Linked DNA regions of Homo sapiens: all the other regions are linked to region 2. The links are chromatin contacts, found by Hi-C in ENCODE. All regions are on one chromosome and are shown on one strand. Each heading gives the region's core, a stretch centred on a gene start or an enhancer-like site at or near the end of the contact. The rest is flanking DNA. Distances are from core to core; before and after follow the strand shown. Region 1 holds the start of RAP2C-AS1 (RAP2C antisense RNA 1). Region 2 holds the start of MMGT1 (membrane magnesium transporter 1). Region 3 holds the start of MBNL3 (muscleblind like splicing regulator 3).

What was found. Hi-C counts contacts between places; a loop is a spot of excess contacts on that map. Pooled maps may share reads with other maps.
Region 1: a loop to region 2 is called in a map of B cell, with 14 times the contacts of the local background. The contact joins the promoter of RAP2C-AS1 here to the promoter of MMGT1 in region 2. A Hi-C loop is called at or near these places in 2 of 168 maps with a recorded cell type or tissue (B cell and naive thymus-derived CD4-positive, alpha-beta T cell) and 14 of 50 pooled maps.
Region 3: a loop to region 2 is called in a pooled map, with 10 times the contacts of the local background. The contact joins the promoter of MBNL3 here to the promoter of MMGT1 in region 2. A Hi-C loop is called at or near these places in 1 of 168 maps with a recorded cell type or tissue (naive thymus-derived CD4-positive, alpha-beta T cell), 2 of 37 single-sample maps with no recorded cell type and 9 of 50 pooled maps.

What each region holds. Positions count from the first base shown.
Region 1 is chrX:132,217,140-132,220,042 of GRCh38, reverse strand. RAP2C-AS1 (RAP2C antisense RNA 1) reads right to left here and starts at 1,536. Exons shown (of 3, transcript NR_110410.1): 1 at 1,206-1,536. It overlaps RAP2C (RAP2C, member of RAS oncogene family), which reads left to right and starts at 596. Exons shown (of 6, transcript NM_001271186.2): 1 at 596-673; 2 at 1,702-1,811; 3 at 2,031-2,127; 4 at 2,237-2,903. The coding sequence starts at 2,775. RefSeq lists enhancers at 225-274, 605-674 and silencers at 2,107-2,156, 2,167-2,606.
Region 2 is chrX:135,972,434-135,975,410 of GRCh38, reverse strand. It overlaps MMGT1 (membrane magnesium transporter 1), which reads left to right and starts at 1,423. Exons shown (of 4, transcript NM_173470.3): 1 at 1,423-1,814. The coding sequence starts at 1,736. It also overlaps a transcript of SLC9A6 not described here. RefSeq lists a silencer at 1,225-1,334 and an enhancer at 1,345-1,874.
Region 3 is chrX:132,487,786-132,490,677 of GRCh38, reverse strand. MBNL3 (muscleblind like splicing regulator 3) reads left to right here and starts at 1,640. Exons shown (of 9, transcript NM_001386889.1): 1 at 1,640-1,827. RefSeq lists a silencer at 792-1,361.

The sequences.
Region 1 (2,903 bases), core at 287-2,786, 3.8 Mb after region 2:
TATAGAGAGCTATGAAACTTTTAAAAATCACCTACTGAAGGACATTTAAGCTTCTTCCAATTGTTTGATTTCCTAATCAATGCTGTAATGAATACCCTTCCTAAGAAAGTTTAGAAGGATCTTTAGACTGAGTGTAATATTTGTCCACTGTAGTTGACGAGAGTGACCCCACAGGACGCTGTACTGAGGGGAGGAGTATGTTTCACTGCGTGGAGAAACAAAGAACTCTCTCCTAAGCATGACCAACACATTCAGAGATATTAGAATTGCCAACAGGTGGGATGACCTGAAAAAGAACTCCTTGCTTTGACAGTTTAGTAATAGAGCAAAGACTTGCCACGATTGCTCAACACTGGCTGGATCAGAAGAGGAATTTCCAGACTCAGTTACAAGCACGGCTGGTGGAGGGCTGTGAATCCCACCAGACAGTCTGGAGACAGCTAGGCAGGGAGATGAGCAGCAGAGCTCCAAATCAGGCAACAGCACGTGTGAAAGGAGCAGTGACCTGTGGGGAAACTCATAACTCACAGACCAAACCCCTTCCAGCAGAGGGCAGTGCCTCTGATACGACACAGGGCCCAGGCCAGCTGGAGCCAGAGCTGGGGACTTCGCTGGAGAGATGGCACCGGCCTGAGGTCAAGGAGAAATTGAACTAAACTCTCCTTTGAAGACTGTAAGTGACATTGGGGAATACTCAGGGAGGGACAGTGGGACCTCACACTACTATGATTCGCCTGTGTTCTAATGTCCAACAATTTAGGCTGAGTAATAAATCTCTTTATAGAGTTTGGCCATTTAGGGCTTGTAAGTAAGGGAATTTGGAGTCATTTTTGCTAGGCTGGCCACTGAGTCTCGCAGGTTTCTGGGTACATGCTTGAATTGAAAAGAAAGTGACACACCTAAAATACAGCCTAGACTCCTGGCCCTGGGGCTCTGTGGATCCGACACAAAGTTTACAAATAGAAAGCTAGCAAAGGGAAAGATAGTCGGAAGTAACAATTTTATCTAAAAATAGAAACTTAGAATCTAACACCAGAGTTACTACTTGCTTTTGAATTTCAAAGACTACATAGGATGGCCTTTAAAACAAAACTTCAGCATGTAAGAGCCAGCCAAGCAAATTGTTATACATAATCAACGATTAAAATAAATTAGTCTTTAGGCCTAAACCGTTTCCAATCAAATCTTTCTTGAATATTGGTTACCTTTTCTGCCGTGTAGTGGTTGGAATCAAATGAGAACATAGCTGAGCAGAGTACCATAAAGTCTACTTCTAATGCTGCTGTTTTCGAGCCTTGTGATTTTTTTTTAAGTGACTTTAGTATTCGCTGGTAAAGTCAAGGCGGATCTACCAGACGGTAAAAGTTCTGTGTGTTTGTCAGGCACGGCTAAGTAAAACGCACTGCATCTGAAAGTCTAAGGGTAGTTTGCATGCATCTCTCAGCAAAATAGCAAGTGGAAGAAATACCAGCAAGGAGAATAAACTTTCTGGGCTGTTTGATTTCCCCTGCAACTTCTAGTCCAGGGATGTTTGGCGTTCTCCCGGTCGCTAGATTATTAGCCCGCAGGTTCCGCACCGGCCAGGGAGCCGCTCAAGTCCTAGGGCCGGGCGGCTGGAGGTTGCAGGTCGGAGGGGCTTCTACGGGTTTGGGGGTGGGACGGTCCGCGGCAGCCGCGGGCGGGTAAGGACTGACGTCGCAGGTTTCCAGAGGCCCGTTCCCGAAGCCGGAGTCCCGACCCGAAACCGTCCCCGGCCGGCTCGCTCGCTCAGCAGGGCGCGGCTCCAGCGCCACCCGGCTCGCCCCGAAGAGGTGGGACTTTCCCCACCGGAAGTGATCCCGTCCAGTCTCGGGGAACTGGGGCACCTCAGCCAGTGTGTCAGGGAAACCCTTCCGGGTGTGTGCTTGGTGGGGGTGGGGGTGGGGGTGGGGGTGGGGGTGGGGGGTGGGTGAGAAAAAAAAGAGGTGGGTTCGCCTGGAGTCCCTGCGGCCGCCGCGGAAGGCCCCCGCTTCTTTCCCCGCGGCGAGCAGCAGCGCTGGGGCAGCGGAGAGACAGAGGAGCCAGCGGGTGGCCATGGCCTTGGCGTGACAGAGCCTCCCCGGCGGCCGGGCGGGTGCGGACGGCGGGGTAAGCGGCAGTAGCTTGATCCGGGTGGGAGTTGGGGGAGGCGGCGGCCGGCGCCGCAGGTTCGGGGCGGGGGTCAGCCGGGTAATGTGCGTCCTTCTCCCCTTCACAGGCCGGACGACCCCCGCGGGAGCCGGGGCCCAGAAACCCGCCCGGGCAGCGGTAACTGGAACGGAGCCCTCAGGCCTGAGCCGGCTGGGCTGCGCGAGCAGGAAGCGGGGTCCCTGGGCCCCTTTGTGTGAAGGGCGGGGGAGGAGTGCCGGGCAGCCCCGGGCTGCGGGCTCCTCCGACGTCCGCCTCGCCGCAGGGTCCCCTCGCCGCAGCCCCCACCCTTTCCCTCCCGGGGGCACGCGCCTCCTCGCCACCCTCGCCGGGCTTTTCCCAGGCTCGCCCTCCTCCCCACGCCCCCTGCTCGGGCTGCAGTTCCTATAGGAAGGGCATTACCATCCCTTCCCCACCCTCCCCGACTCTACGCTCTTTCCCCTCCCCCTCCTGTAACTTCCTCTTCTTCCCCGGTTGGGCCCTCTGCTCCTCTGCACTCTCCTCCCCAGTTCGCAGATTTCCGCCCACCTTCCGCCTCGTCTAGCCGCGCCACAGCTAGCGGGGTGATCTTTCCCCCCCTCTGGTAGGAGTTGGTGAAGGTGAGACTCATGAGGGAATACAAGGTAGTGGTGTTAGGGAGTGGAGGGGTTGGCAAATCTGCCCTTACTGTGCAGTTTGTCACTGGGACTTTCATTGAGAAATATGACCCCACCATTGAAGATTTCTACCGCAAAGAG
Region 2 (2,977 bases), core at 174-2,673:
AAAAGGGGTGGTCAGGATAGGACGCATCTTTGAGCAAAAGCAAATTGATGCAACTAAAACGTAGAATTCTGATTGGGTTAAAGGAAAAGAATGGTGATCATACTTTGCATTTACCTTGTGATATGCAGTTTACAAAGCTTTGCCACTCAGTCAGGGGTCACTGGAGGAACTGGTGCAGAATTTGGAAAAAAAGGATGAATTCCATTTTAGCCATATTACGTTTTAAGTGCCACAGGAAATAAATGCCTATCTGGTAGTCAGAAATGCAGCCCTGGAGCTAAGGAGAGATATTTGTGATAGAGATGTCGATTTGGAATCACTGTAATACCTTTGCTGGCTGAAGCGGTGGGAATGAATGGGTGAGCTCCCCAGGGGACAGCAGAGTGATGAGGTCAAGGGGAGAAGCTCACTATTAAATGTCTACATTTCAGGAGATGAAGACAAAGAAAAATGGGCAGAGGAGTATACATTTTACCCGGATCAGAGATAGAGACAAGGCAAGAAGGCTGCGTTATTAGCATTTTAAAATTTCCTCTTTCATTTCTTCCTTAATGTAAGCTGGTTCTTTTCACGACAAAACACTCCCCCCGCGCTACACCTCTTTTTGCGCGAATCTTTCTCCAGGACCTTAAAATGGTTTACTGAGCACTTCCCGCGAGCCAAGTATTTGGGGTTCCAGATCCTGGGATTTTGTCCTGACACTGCCTCCTCGTTTTAACACCCTTGCCTCCTTCTGCAGTGCCAGTTTCCAGGGAGCTGAAGCACAGGAAAGGCCTACAGAAAACAAAAGGCACAGTTTCACAAAAAGCCAAAACCAACCAACCCACAAAACACAACTGTCAGGGGTCTATATCCAGCACCTACCGCCTTTCCCCAACGCCCCCAGCCCCGCCCCTCGGCCCCACCTCCTCCCGCCCCTCGGCCCCACCTCCTCCCCGCCCCCTCGGTCCCACTCCTCCGCGCCCCCTCGGTCCCACCTCCTCCCCGCCCCTCGGTCCCACCTCCTCCCCGCCCCCTCGGCCCTCACCCACTCTCCGTCCCCTCCGCCCCGCCCCCTACGCCCCACCCATCCTCCCGTAGGCCCCGCCCTCGGCCCCACCTCCTCCCCGCCCCTCGGCCCCACCTCCTCCCCGCCCCTCGGCCCCACCTCCTCCCCGCCCCTCGGCCCCACCCATCCTCCCCGCAGGCCCCGCCACTCGACCGCACCCACCAGGGCCCCCCCCCCCCGGCTACGCCCACCCACCCACCCACTGGCCCCGCCCCTCGGCTACACCCACCCTCGTGCGGGCCCCGCGCGTCTTCCCCACCCCGCCCGTCTGCCTACCCCGCCCCTCGCCCCCACACGTTCTCTACGCAGGCCCCCGTCCCTCTGCCCCACCCTGTTCTCGCCACTGGCCCTGCCCCCATTTGCCGGCGCCCTTCCTCTTCGCTTCCCCGTAGCTCCCGCTTTCGCCTCTTCGTTTATGACTCCGTTGGGCTCCGGCCCTCCTAGAGAGGCCTCCATAGCGCAGGTTCGTGGGTTCTCGCGGACCTTTTTCCGTGTAGCTTTCTGCTTCTTCCCGGCATTCCTGTTTCCGTTTTCTCACAGCCCTCTGGCTTTTCCACCACTGAGACACTTTGCGCTCAGGACTTCAGTGACGTCATCTTTCTGCGGCGCGCGGACACCCGCCGGTGGAAGAAGAAACAGCTCCGCCGTCCTTCGCTTCTTTTGCTGGGCTGCTGCTCCTTCGGCATCATGGCGCCGTCGCTGTGGAAGGGGCTGGTGGGCATCGGTCTCTTTGCCCTAGCCCACGCCGCCTTTTCCGCTGCGCAGCGTAAGTGCCTGGGGCACGGGGACCGCTTCGGTGTGGAACCCTAGGGGCGGTGTGTGGGCGCACTTCTAAGGGACCATCGGACCGAGTGTCAGATTAATGGTCCTTTGAGACCTTACAGTTTGGGGTGACTAAGAAAATCAGTGCAGGAGTTCCCAGTGGAAGGTTCGGAGTTTGAATTTGGAGAGAGTGTGGCACCTGAAATTGCAGGAAGGTTGGAAGGAGGTGTCTGGGAGAGGGTTCAGAATAGGAGTCTCCAGGAATCCAGGACAAGTGATGTCAGATCCAGCATGGGGCAGATCAGGCACAGTTGTGAGATTGAGGACTCTGGTTGCTCATGGTCCCACGACAACCAAGTGGACAACATCTTGGGCACTCTTGGGCTGTCCAGGCAGAGACTGAGTAGTTAAGTGACCGATTGCCTCAGGGAGGCACTGTGGTACAGGAGAAAGAGCACTGGACTGGGAGTCTAAAGGACTGGTTGTTAAAAACTTGCATTACCGCTACATCTGTGTGACGTTGGGCAAAAGATTTGTGCTACACTGCGTTATGAAATTCAGTTTTGGGTCGCTGTTTGAAATTGCGCTGTGTTTAGGTGCTAGAGATACAGTGATGCCCTGAGCCAGTTCAAAGTCTAAAGGAAAACAAGTGGATCAAGAAGTAGTTACAATAAAGTGATATGCTAAAAGTATATAAGGATGCATGGAAGCAGGGACAGTCATATTTTGGGGGAACTGGGAGGTTAAGGAAAGTATCCTAGATCCTTGCTGCTTACAGTGTGATCAACAGACCAGCATCATGAGCACCACCTGGCAGGTAATTAGAAGATACTCAGGCCAGACCTGTTCAATCAGAATCTGGGTTTTAATAAGATCCCAGGGTGATTTGTATGCGCATTAGTTTGAGAAACACTGTCCTGGAAGAGATTAGGATACACTGGAGTACTGTGTCATTTTCTACAGTAAGCTTTAACTGTAGAATTATATGATTGTGGGGCGAGAAGGGCCTTTGGAGTTCACTGAAGTCCAACCCCTTCATTTTACAGATGAGGAAATTCCTGGTTAAAGGTAGTGTTAGAAGCAGGCGAGGCTTCATGCAAACTAGCAAGCTAGCTAGGAATTGAACCAGATAGGAGATTAGTCAAAATCGATTTTTGGTGTTGGTTT
Region 3 (2,892 bases), core at 391-2,890, 3.5 Mb after region 2:
TGCTCCTATTACACTTGCATTAAATCGAAACTTGTAATTTCCCTGTGCAGATGCACACTTTTTAATCAAGATATAAAATTGCATTTGCTTTGTCCATTTTCCAAAGTATCTGGAACCTTACCTCAGGGTTCCTCTTATCCTGCAAACTCCGTGGAAGAAGGGGAACAGATTGCACTGATCAGCATTTCCCTGTCTGAAATTCTTAGAGGGAAATAAACGATTGGGGCATTTATGAAAGATAAAACCCCCAAGAAGGCAGCTGGTGAGTATGAATGTATTTATTTAGCCTGTAGCGAGTGGACTTATTCATCGACTAAGATCAATTTTGAAAGGACCCATTTCGCCTCACCTGTCTGGGAAGTGTCTATGAGCGTCCCGCTGTGAACCACACTGCCTTTCTCACTGGCACTTCAGTTCCTGAAGAGCCAGAAACTTTGCACCCCTACCCCAACCCCGCCTCTGGGGATGTGTGCCTGCTTCGTTTGTTTTCGCTTTTGTAAAATCTGAGCGTTATGATTTGTCCCCCTTTCCCTTCCTAATGAAATGACAAAGGGTCTGTGCAGCGGGGGCTGGGCTGCTGGGTTTGGGGGCGAGGCGCCACACCCCCTGAGAATAAAGCCCGCGCTGCGCTCTCGGAGAACCAGGCACGAGTGAGCGAACCACACAAAGAATATATTTCGCGACGAAACAGCGCCCTACAGGAAGAAAGTGCCCGCACTCCGAGCGTGAGCCGCAGCGCGACTTTTTGGCGCTCTTTGGGAGCAGTGAGAGAGAGGCGGAGGCCAGAGAGTCCGGGGTGGGCGCGGGAGCCGGGGCGGCCCTTGGCCGCATTCCCGCCCGTCCCGCAGCGGCGCGCGGAGCCAGGTGAGGTTGGCGGCGGCGCCGCGCTACCTGGCCGGGCGGGGCGGGGCCGGGCGGCCGCGTGCGCCGCTTCCGAGTCCGGCGCTCCGGATGCCCGCCCGCGCTCCGCTGGCCCGCGGAGTTTCGCGGGAGTTTCCGTTTTGGCGCCTAAAGCCCCTCGCTGGCGCCGTTTCCCTCCGCGTGCCGCGTCTGTCCGGCGCGGGACGCACGGAGGCGCGGCCCCAGCCCGGGCTGCCTGGGGTCGGCGGGGCTGCGCGAGGGGACGTCTGGCGTCCGGCGGAGGGCACTGGCCCGGGAGGAGGGCACGCCTTTGGCAAAGGCCGGGCGGGGTTGGGACCGGGGTTGCTATGGTAGCTGCGAGCCCGGGCGGGAGCCCCACGCCCGGCCTCCGCGAGGGAGCTGGGGCGCTCCGAGGTGTGCTCCGAGTGGACTGAACCAAGAGCCTGGGAGGAGCGGGTAGGGCCGGCCCGTGGCCTTGTCCCCTCCTCCCACAGCCCGCCGGCCGGCCCCGGGAAGGGGCCTCGAGGAGCCCAGAAAAGAAAGTATTCTGGCCCCTGGAACCGAAAGGAGTCTTGCAAAAAGCACGAAGGGGTCAAGGGGGCCGAAGGGAGAGGGGGAACCGTCGCCTCCGTCCGAGAGTCAGCGTGCGCGTGTCTGTAGACTTGACATTTTATACCCCAGAGCGGCCGACTTGGAGCCGGGTTGCAAGTCCCAGCCCTGAAGTTCTGGAGGTGGGGCGGGCTTTAATTTGCTTATATCTAATGATTTCAGGAACCTCGCTTTAAAATGGCGGCATTCAGTATGCACCCCTGCTAAAGGCTCTCCCGGCACCGGGGCCACCTCGCGCAGCGCTGCTTTTGCTTCTGCCGCTAACAGATGGCATGTGCCGCTGTCGCTGCCGCTGCCCCTGCTGCTGCCGCTGAGAGCAGGGCCCCTTAGCCTCTGGGTTTGCGCTAGCAGCGTAAGGTAAGGCTGGAGATGAATTGGGATTTGTAAGAGAGGCTGCCTTCCTCGGACGCCGAGGAAATAATGCCTTTTAAACTTCATTTTACAAAATAGCAAATAGGAGGAAAAGTCATCCTGCAACTTTGTTGCGATTTTAGAGCTTTGATCATTTTCCTCCTCCTTTCCTCCTCCTCCTTTTTCTTCTTCCTTCTCTTCCTCCTCTTCTCTTCCTCCTCCCCTTCCTTCCTTCTTTCTTTTTTTCTACTTTCTTCTTTTTAATTTAAAGGAACTTCTTGCATGGCATATAATCAGCAAATGCTTTTTAACAACGAATTTCCCCATTTTCACGCGATATCGTGAGCAGTGCCACAGCTTCCTTGCAGAACCTTGTCTCTTCCTGCCCTGAGTCAACACGTTTGGGCAGCTCGCTTTTACTACTGGGGTTTGAAGGGCATGAGAGTAGATTTTAGGAGACTATTAAAAAGGGAACTTTAGTTTTTAACACTCACACAATAAGCTTTTATGGTAAGAAAACGAAATTAAACCCAGACGAGTAATGAAAGTTGACATTTAAGTGATTCTTTGTTGTGGTTTCATAATTAGGGTAATAGACCTACTGTGTGTTTTTCTGAGCACTCTTAGATAGCTAGCTAGCTAGCTAGCTAGCTAGATGATAGATAAAACAGATAAATTAATTGTGGCTCTAATTAAAGTAATATGTTTTAAAGGAGTTATTTTCTCCTAGATGTTCTTACATCGTTTGTAAATTGAGCTGGGATCCCCACAGCCTCTCCGTATTTGTGGGTAGACTTCATGGGAAAGAATCAATTAAAACAAAACTTGCAAGATTTAATTTTGAAGTGATTGGTACTTTTTTTATTAAGCGGACTCCCTGCTTTAGTGAATAAACGTTTGGGTGATTACTGATATAATGTTTGGAAAACAGATTGTTGGTATGTGGGAATGACTAAACATCCATGCTTGATACAATTTATCTGAATTTTGTTTTGTTTTGTTTCCCCCTCCAGTGAAAGGTAAATAGACAATGAGGCTTATCAGACACCTTGGATTTTTCCTGATTATATT